2 separate regions of the Mus musculus genome follow, and region 1 is linked to region 2. A link is a contact called in ENCODE Hi-C or POLR2A ChIA-PET data. All regions are on one chromosome and are shown on one strand. Each heading gives the region's core, a stretch centred on a gene start or an enhancer-like site at or near the end of the contact. The rest is flanking DNA. Distances are from core to core; before and after follow the strand shown.

The links. Hi-C counts contacts between places; a loop is a spot of excess contacts on that map. ChIA-PET counts read pairs that join two places held with the same protein, here RNA polymerase II (POLR2A).
Region 1: a loop to region 2 is called in a map of gastrocnemius, with 4 times the contacts of the local background. The contact joins the promoter of Tnpo3 here to the promoter of Calu in region 2. A Hi-C loop is called at or near these places in 1 of 37 maps with a recorded cell type or tissue (gastrocnemius). POLR2A ChIA-PET finds 5 or more read pairs at or near these places in 1 of 5 experiments (embryonic stem cell).

What each region holds. Positions count from the first base shown.
Region 1 is chr6:29,608,134-29,611,194 of GRCm38, forward strand. It overlaps Tnpo3 (transportin 3), which reads right to left and starts at 1,716. Exons shown (of 23, transcript NM_177296.5): 1 at 1,233-1,716. The coding sequence starts at 1,352.
Region 2 is chr6:29,346,739-29,349,883 of GRCm38, forward strand. Calu (calumenin) reads left to right here and starts at 1,368. Exons shown (of 7, transcript NM_007594.4): 1 at 1,368-1,470.

The sequences.
Region 1 (3,061 bases), core at 466-2,965, 260 kb after region 2:
ACTCTGTAGACCAGGCTGTTCTGGAACTCAGAGATTAGCCTGCCTCTGCTGAGATTTAATCTCAGCTGAGATTAAAGTCGAGTGCTTCCACACCCAGCAAAATTTTATTTGTCTTCCCACAATATAAACAAGAACTTGAGTGTCACATTTACATGCAACCATCAGAGTTAAAGTGGCAAATATTTTTTTTTAATTATGTACTTGCAACCTAGGGGCTTATTTAAGAAGATACAGCACCATTAAACATCAGTTATGAGTTAAACAGAAAAGGGAGAGCAAGCATTTCATGTTTGTGAGTATAAAATGAAATAATGAATAAAGGGTGAAGAGAGAGAGAGAGAGCTAGAGATGTAGGCAGGACTGGATCCCCAGCACCAAACACAAGGAAAAGAAAAAGAAAGTAGGTACTTAGTCTGTTAAGAGGCTCCTTAGTTTTCAAAGAATTTCACAGTTCATAGACTAAAACCTAAACACTGTCAGCAAAATCACAAGCTATTAAAATTCATAAAAAATAAAAACATAGCAAAGGTGAGTGTGAAAAATCATGGAAGAAAATACAAAGTGTGAGTCAAAAAATGAAAAAACATGAGCCCAAAAATTTAACATGTGGAAATACGATAGATACAACACACACTCCACCACATGCTCACAAAAATATGGACTAATTAATATAGCTATGATAGCCATCTTACAAATAAAAACGTACAGGCAGAAGAAATACAGTAGGAATCTGATATAAAACAAAAGAACTACAAAGATTTCCTGAAACCATAACTAATTTTTCTTTATATTACGTTGCACTCCAATGAGAGGAGAAAATTTGTACGAACACGAATCTAGAAGCCTGAGAAATTTCGAGAATAACACGAATGAAAATCGGCAAGGGACACTGAGGGGTGAGTAAGGCTGCCAAAGGGAAGGTATTGCCAGATGCAACTCTTGAATACGGAAGGTGTACCAAAAGCACTTAAAGGAGAGCCAGACCACAAGCGAGACGTACAGAACTACAAAACGGATTCCACAGACGAGGGAAAGGGCCCGTTCGTGACCAATCAGTTGCCACTGGTTTCCGAAAGGCAGCACATCTGTGGCTGCTCAGCCCCACCCCGCGGCACCAGCTCCTTCGGAAAGAGGATCTCCCACTGCCAAGCGCTCCACTCAAGCGGAGAACCATCCCATCCCACTCGGCCCTGGTCCCGCGCGGCTCAGAACGGACTCTCCCCGAACCTCACCGAACGCTGCAGCTCCCCAAGCCAAAACGAGGCGCGCTCCTTTCCGCTGGGATCCGGGTCGTGGTAAAGCGCTTGCACCGCCTGGTACACGAGCTGCAAGGTTGGCTTGGCTCCCTCCATGCTGGCGGGAGCGGCGGCGATGACAGCAAAGAGCCCGATACTCCTCCCTAGGCTTCCGCTTGCTCTGCCTTCAAGCGTCCTCACTGTCTCGGCCACAGCCGCTCCCTGACTGGCGCCATCTCCTCCTTTCTGGCCGTTACCAGGGAAGGGGGGTTCCTCGTGGAAGTTGCCCCCTCGGAAACAGCGGAGAGGTCGCTTTCAGGTTCCTGCCTCCTTTTTGTCTTGTCTTCCCGCCAGAATCGCAGACTCTCGAGTCCGGACACGGGTTCTGGCTTCTGCACCTCCCGCCTTGCTCGCAGAGGCCTACCTCCGCATGACACGAACCACGCAGCGAGCCGAAGCAGGGCTTCCCCGGGCCGGAAGTGGCCGTCCGTAGACTTTGGCACACTTCCGCCTGGTGCACCACAAACTGCCTCCTTCCCGGCACGCCTCCTCTTGTTTCCCCCGCCTCCTCCCGGAAGTGACCCTGCCGGACTAGGAGAACCAAGGGGAAGTAGGCACAAGGTAGTCAGTCTCCTAGGTGCGTAAGTCTTTATTTGAGCTTCAAGTCTGGCTACTCTTAACGTTCCTGACCAAATCTTATCTCGTCAGCAAGGAATCCAAAGTCTTTCCTCCCGGTTCCTACTTCTTCACCCGTCTCCAAGGAGTGTTTAAGAAACATCAGTTCAGCCGGGCGTGGTGGCGCACGCCTTTAATCCCAGCACTCGGGAGGCAGAGGCAGGCGGATTTTTGAGTTCGAGGCCAGCCTGGTCTACAGAGTTCCAGAACAGCCAGGGCTACACAGAGAAACCCTGTCTCAAAAAAAAAAAAAAAAAGAAAGAAAGAGAGAGAGAGAGAGAGAAAGAAAGAAAGGAAGAGAGCCTGTAATCTCAGCTCTTGGAAGTTAGCCACAACACCATCAGGAGGAATTCAAGACCAGCCTCTAATACGTGGAACTCTGTCTCTTTAAAAAAAAAAACCAAAAAAAAAAAAAAAAAAAACAGCCAAGCGGTGATGGCAGACAGGTTTAATCCCAGCACTCTGGAGTCAGAGGCAGGCCTAACTCTTGAGTTTGGACCAGCCTAGTCTACAGAGCAAGTTCCTGGACAGCCAGGAATACACAAAGAGACCTTGTCTCAGAAAATAATTAACAAATAAATAAATAAATGACAAACAAAATCAACTGTCTAGCAATCCTCAGTTAACATGCCAGTTTCCCAATATTGCTGCTTCACTAAAAATAACTGTTAGTATCTAATGAAGGCTGACCATGTGTAATGTAATGTAATGTAGTGAAAGATTAACAACCTTCCAAAATAAGTCCTTTTTTAATGAAATAGTTTTGGTTTGCTTATTTGTTTGTTTGTTTGTTTGTTTGTTTCGAGACAGGGTTTCTCTGTGTAGAGGGCCCTGGCTGTTCTGGAACTCACTCTGTAGACCAGGCTGGCCTCGAACTCAGAAATCCGACTGCCTCTGCCTCCCGAGTGCTGGGATTAAAGGCGTGCGCCACCACGCCCAGCTCTAATGAAATAGTTTTAAAGACTTATTTTTATGTGTATGAGTGTTTTGCCTACATATTTATGCATGTGCAACTTGGTCCTGGAGGAGTTACCGTGTGAGCTGCTATATAGATCCTGAGAATTGAGTGTGGGTTCTCTACAAGATCAGTGAGTGTGTCAACTCTCCAGCTCCTAAACCTCATTTTAAAAGATGAGAATTTAAAGCTGTTC
Region 2 (3,145 bases), core at 118-2,617:
CTGGTGAGATGGCTCAGTGGGTAAGAGCACCCGACTGCTCTTCCGAAGGTCCAGAGTTCAAATCCCAGCAACCACATGGTGGCTCACAATCATCCATAACAAGATCTGACTCCCTCTTCTGGAGTGTCTGAAGACAGCTACAGTGTATTTACATATAATAATAAATAAATCTTTAAAAAAAAGAAAGAAAATAAAGTAGCTCTCAATGAATACATGTTTTAATTTCATGGCATTGAGTAGGTGATGGGTTTACTAAGGTTATATAGTTCAGTGGTAGAATGGACAACTAGAATCCTGCACAGAGTCTGGGTTCAAACTCTCCTGTCCCCCGCCCCTCCAAACAAACAAACAAAAAAACAAATTGCTAATTTCCTATGTTTCTTTTAAATCAGGGGCCTTCAACGCAACGGGTTTCTTCCATTCAGTTTCTTCTATTCAGTTCACTTAGTATTGCTGAGAATTTCCTTGGACCTGGGCTGTAAGCTGGGAGCTCCTGATGTGTAAGTCAGGCAGATCTTATTTTGGCACTTGGTCTAATCGAAGACATAAGGACAAGCACCGTTATTAAACAATATCTGGCTGCGTACTGAAAATGCAAACTGCCAGGAAAGCACATGCGTATTATCTGTTTACTGACCAGGAAAGATTCCTAAAACTAACACCTTAACTGAGCACTGGCAACTTCACGACTACAGCTTCCCCTAAGACATTCCAGGATGACAACCTGTTTCATGACTGATGGCTTTCAGTAGCTGAAAAATCGAGAAAACATACTTCAGGCAGAGGAAGCCGCTTTGTGGACAAAGACCACATGGGTGTAAAATGTAAGGCTGTAAGGCTGTTAGGGGAGGCCGGGATCATGATGGTTTAGGCAGAGATGCGAAAGAGCATGGTGGGTGAGAATCGAAGCTGAAAGGTGCGTGTTGGCGGGGCGGAGAGCTGCTCAGTAGATCTGACTCTAGAGCCAGAAGTTGGGCTCATTCGCAGTGGGTGGTGACGTTACAGCGGGACTATTCCGGCCCCAGGGGCTTGGAGGCAGGAAGAAAGCCATCGGAATTACACTAGAAGCCTAGGGAATCAGGGTTGCCTGCCGTAAATGAGGTCGTTGCGGTCAGTGGGCCAAGGTCAGCGAGCCGCGCCCACACACCCAAGAGCAAGGAGCTGGGACTCAGAGTCCCCACGGGCTGGGCAACCCGAGCTGGGCGGGAATCCGGTCCACGCAACTCGGCGCGCTCGCGGGGACGTGGCGATTTCCAGCCAATCCCGGCCACGCGATTGTGAGACCAATGGCCGTACGAAGAAGCCATACGTCAGCAGTGATCGTGCCGGGGATTGGTGTGAAGACCCCCGACAAGTCGGATGGGGGCGGGGCCATTAACCACTTCCGGTTGGGCGGTGCTTGTGCGCGGGAGCTCACTCCCTGGGTGAGCCGCAGCCACGGTATCCTGCGGCGTGGAGCTCCCGGGAAAGGTAAGTTCTGTGGTGCTGGGTGGGTCCTGGTTCGCTCTTATTCTGTCCGTCGGCCCTGTTCCCCATTCGTAGTGGGTGTCCTCACTCCGGTCTCAGTGCACCGGGATGGGCCCGAGGCTCCACTCTGGCCCTCAGAGTGCGGTCCCCGACTTGCTGTCCCGCAGCTCTGCGGAAAGGGTTGTAGCTCCCGGGCCCTGCGCCCTCCTGGGCACCGTTTTTGTGCCTGGTTTCGCGCGTCCTTGATCTCCTCCCCGGGTTCCTCCACTCAGTGTCCCTGGGACTAGAGGGTCACTTTTGTTTGTTTCCTGAAGGTCGGAGAGAATTGGGTAGAGAGTTTTAGTATCCGCTCCCTGCCACCTCGCCGGACTCTTGGGAGCTGCCACCCCGCCCCAAGGCCACATCCCGAGAATTGAGTTGCAAGTGCCAAGAAAGAAAGTGTTAGCTGTCTTACAGGGTGTAGGAACATGGAGAACAAAACGATTGAAAACATAATGTCATTATTTTTAAAACTTCTTGTTAATTAGAAAAGAACGTCGCAGTTTTCTATGTTTGGCTGGATATTGTCATTAATGGAAATAGTTTTCACGTGTTAATTAGGGAGTTAATTACCTTTAAGTAATCACGGGTTTTTTGCTTGTCATTCCCAAGTGTTCTGATTTTTGATATGCTGTATACAGAAGTGAGCTTAATTTTAATTCGCGATAGTTGCTGTAATTAAGAGTGGTTTGCATTTTGTAAAGTTCCTTTTGCATGAGTGGGAAAGATCAGTGGATCTGCTAAGACTTTTGGTTCTTTGATCGAAATTCCTAAGCGTTCAAAGCCTTGGAACAGGGTTTTTTAAGAATTGCATTCACTTCCTGTCATGAACCATCAAGTCAGCATTAATAAGTTGGGAATGATAGCGCTCCAGTTTAATTTAACATGAAGGTAGAGTGACCTGGAGTGGCTGATAATTATTCTTTGCTATACCTGAAAGCTGACCCAGGAGAAGTATATATTTGACCTCATTCAGTTAGATTTAAGTATCGAGCAATAGTCACTGCTAAAGAACTTGTGTTCTTCTGTCCAAATGTGGGACCAGAGAGAACCTATTACTTGTGTGTAAGATACCTATTACTATTACTATGTCTGTCTGGTCCGACTATGAGTTTGGCAGTGTTTCAGGGGTCTCCAACAGGATATTTTGAAGATTCAAAAGGAATCATGAGCTCATAAAAAATATAAAGTATGTGTGTATTCTTCTCAATGTCATTCTCAATCATGGTTGGGCGCCATTCATATAGTGATATGTTAATTGATGTGTTATATCATTGCTTCAGTACAGGAGACTAATATGTTAGTATTAGCTTAATTTTTTTTTGTAACATAGATGTGCCAGGGATGTTTCCGGAATAGCCAGGAATAGTCATGGGAAATGCTTGATTAAGATCCTGGATTCTTTCTAAGTTCGAGGCCAGCCTGGTCTACAGAGTGAGTTCCAGGACAGCCAGGGCTATACAGAGAAACCCTGTCTCAAAAACCCAAAAAAAAAAAAAAAAAAAAAAAAATAATAATAATAATAATCCTGGATTCTCTCTGGGCGTGGTGGTGCACGCCTTTAATCCCCAGCACTTGGGAGGCAGAAGCAGGCGAATCTCTGAGTTCGAGGCCAGCCTGGTCTACAGAGTGAGTTCCA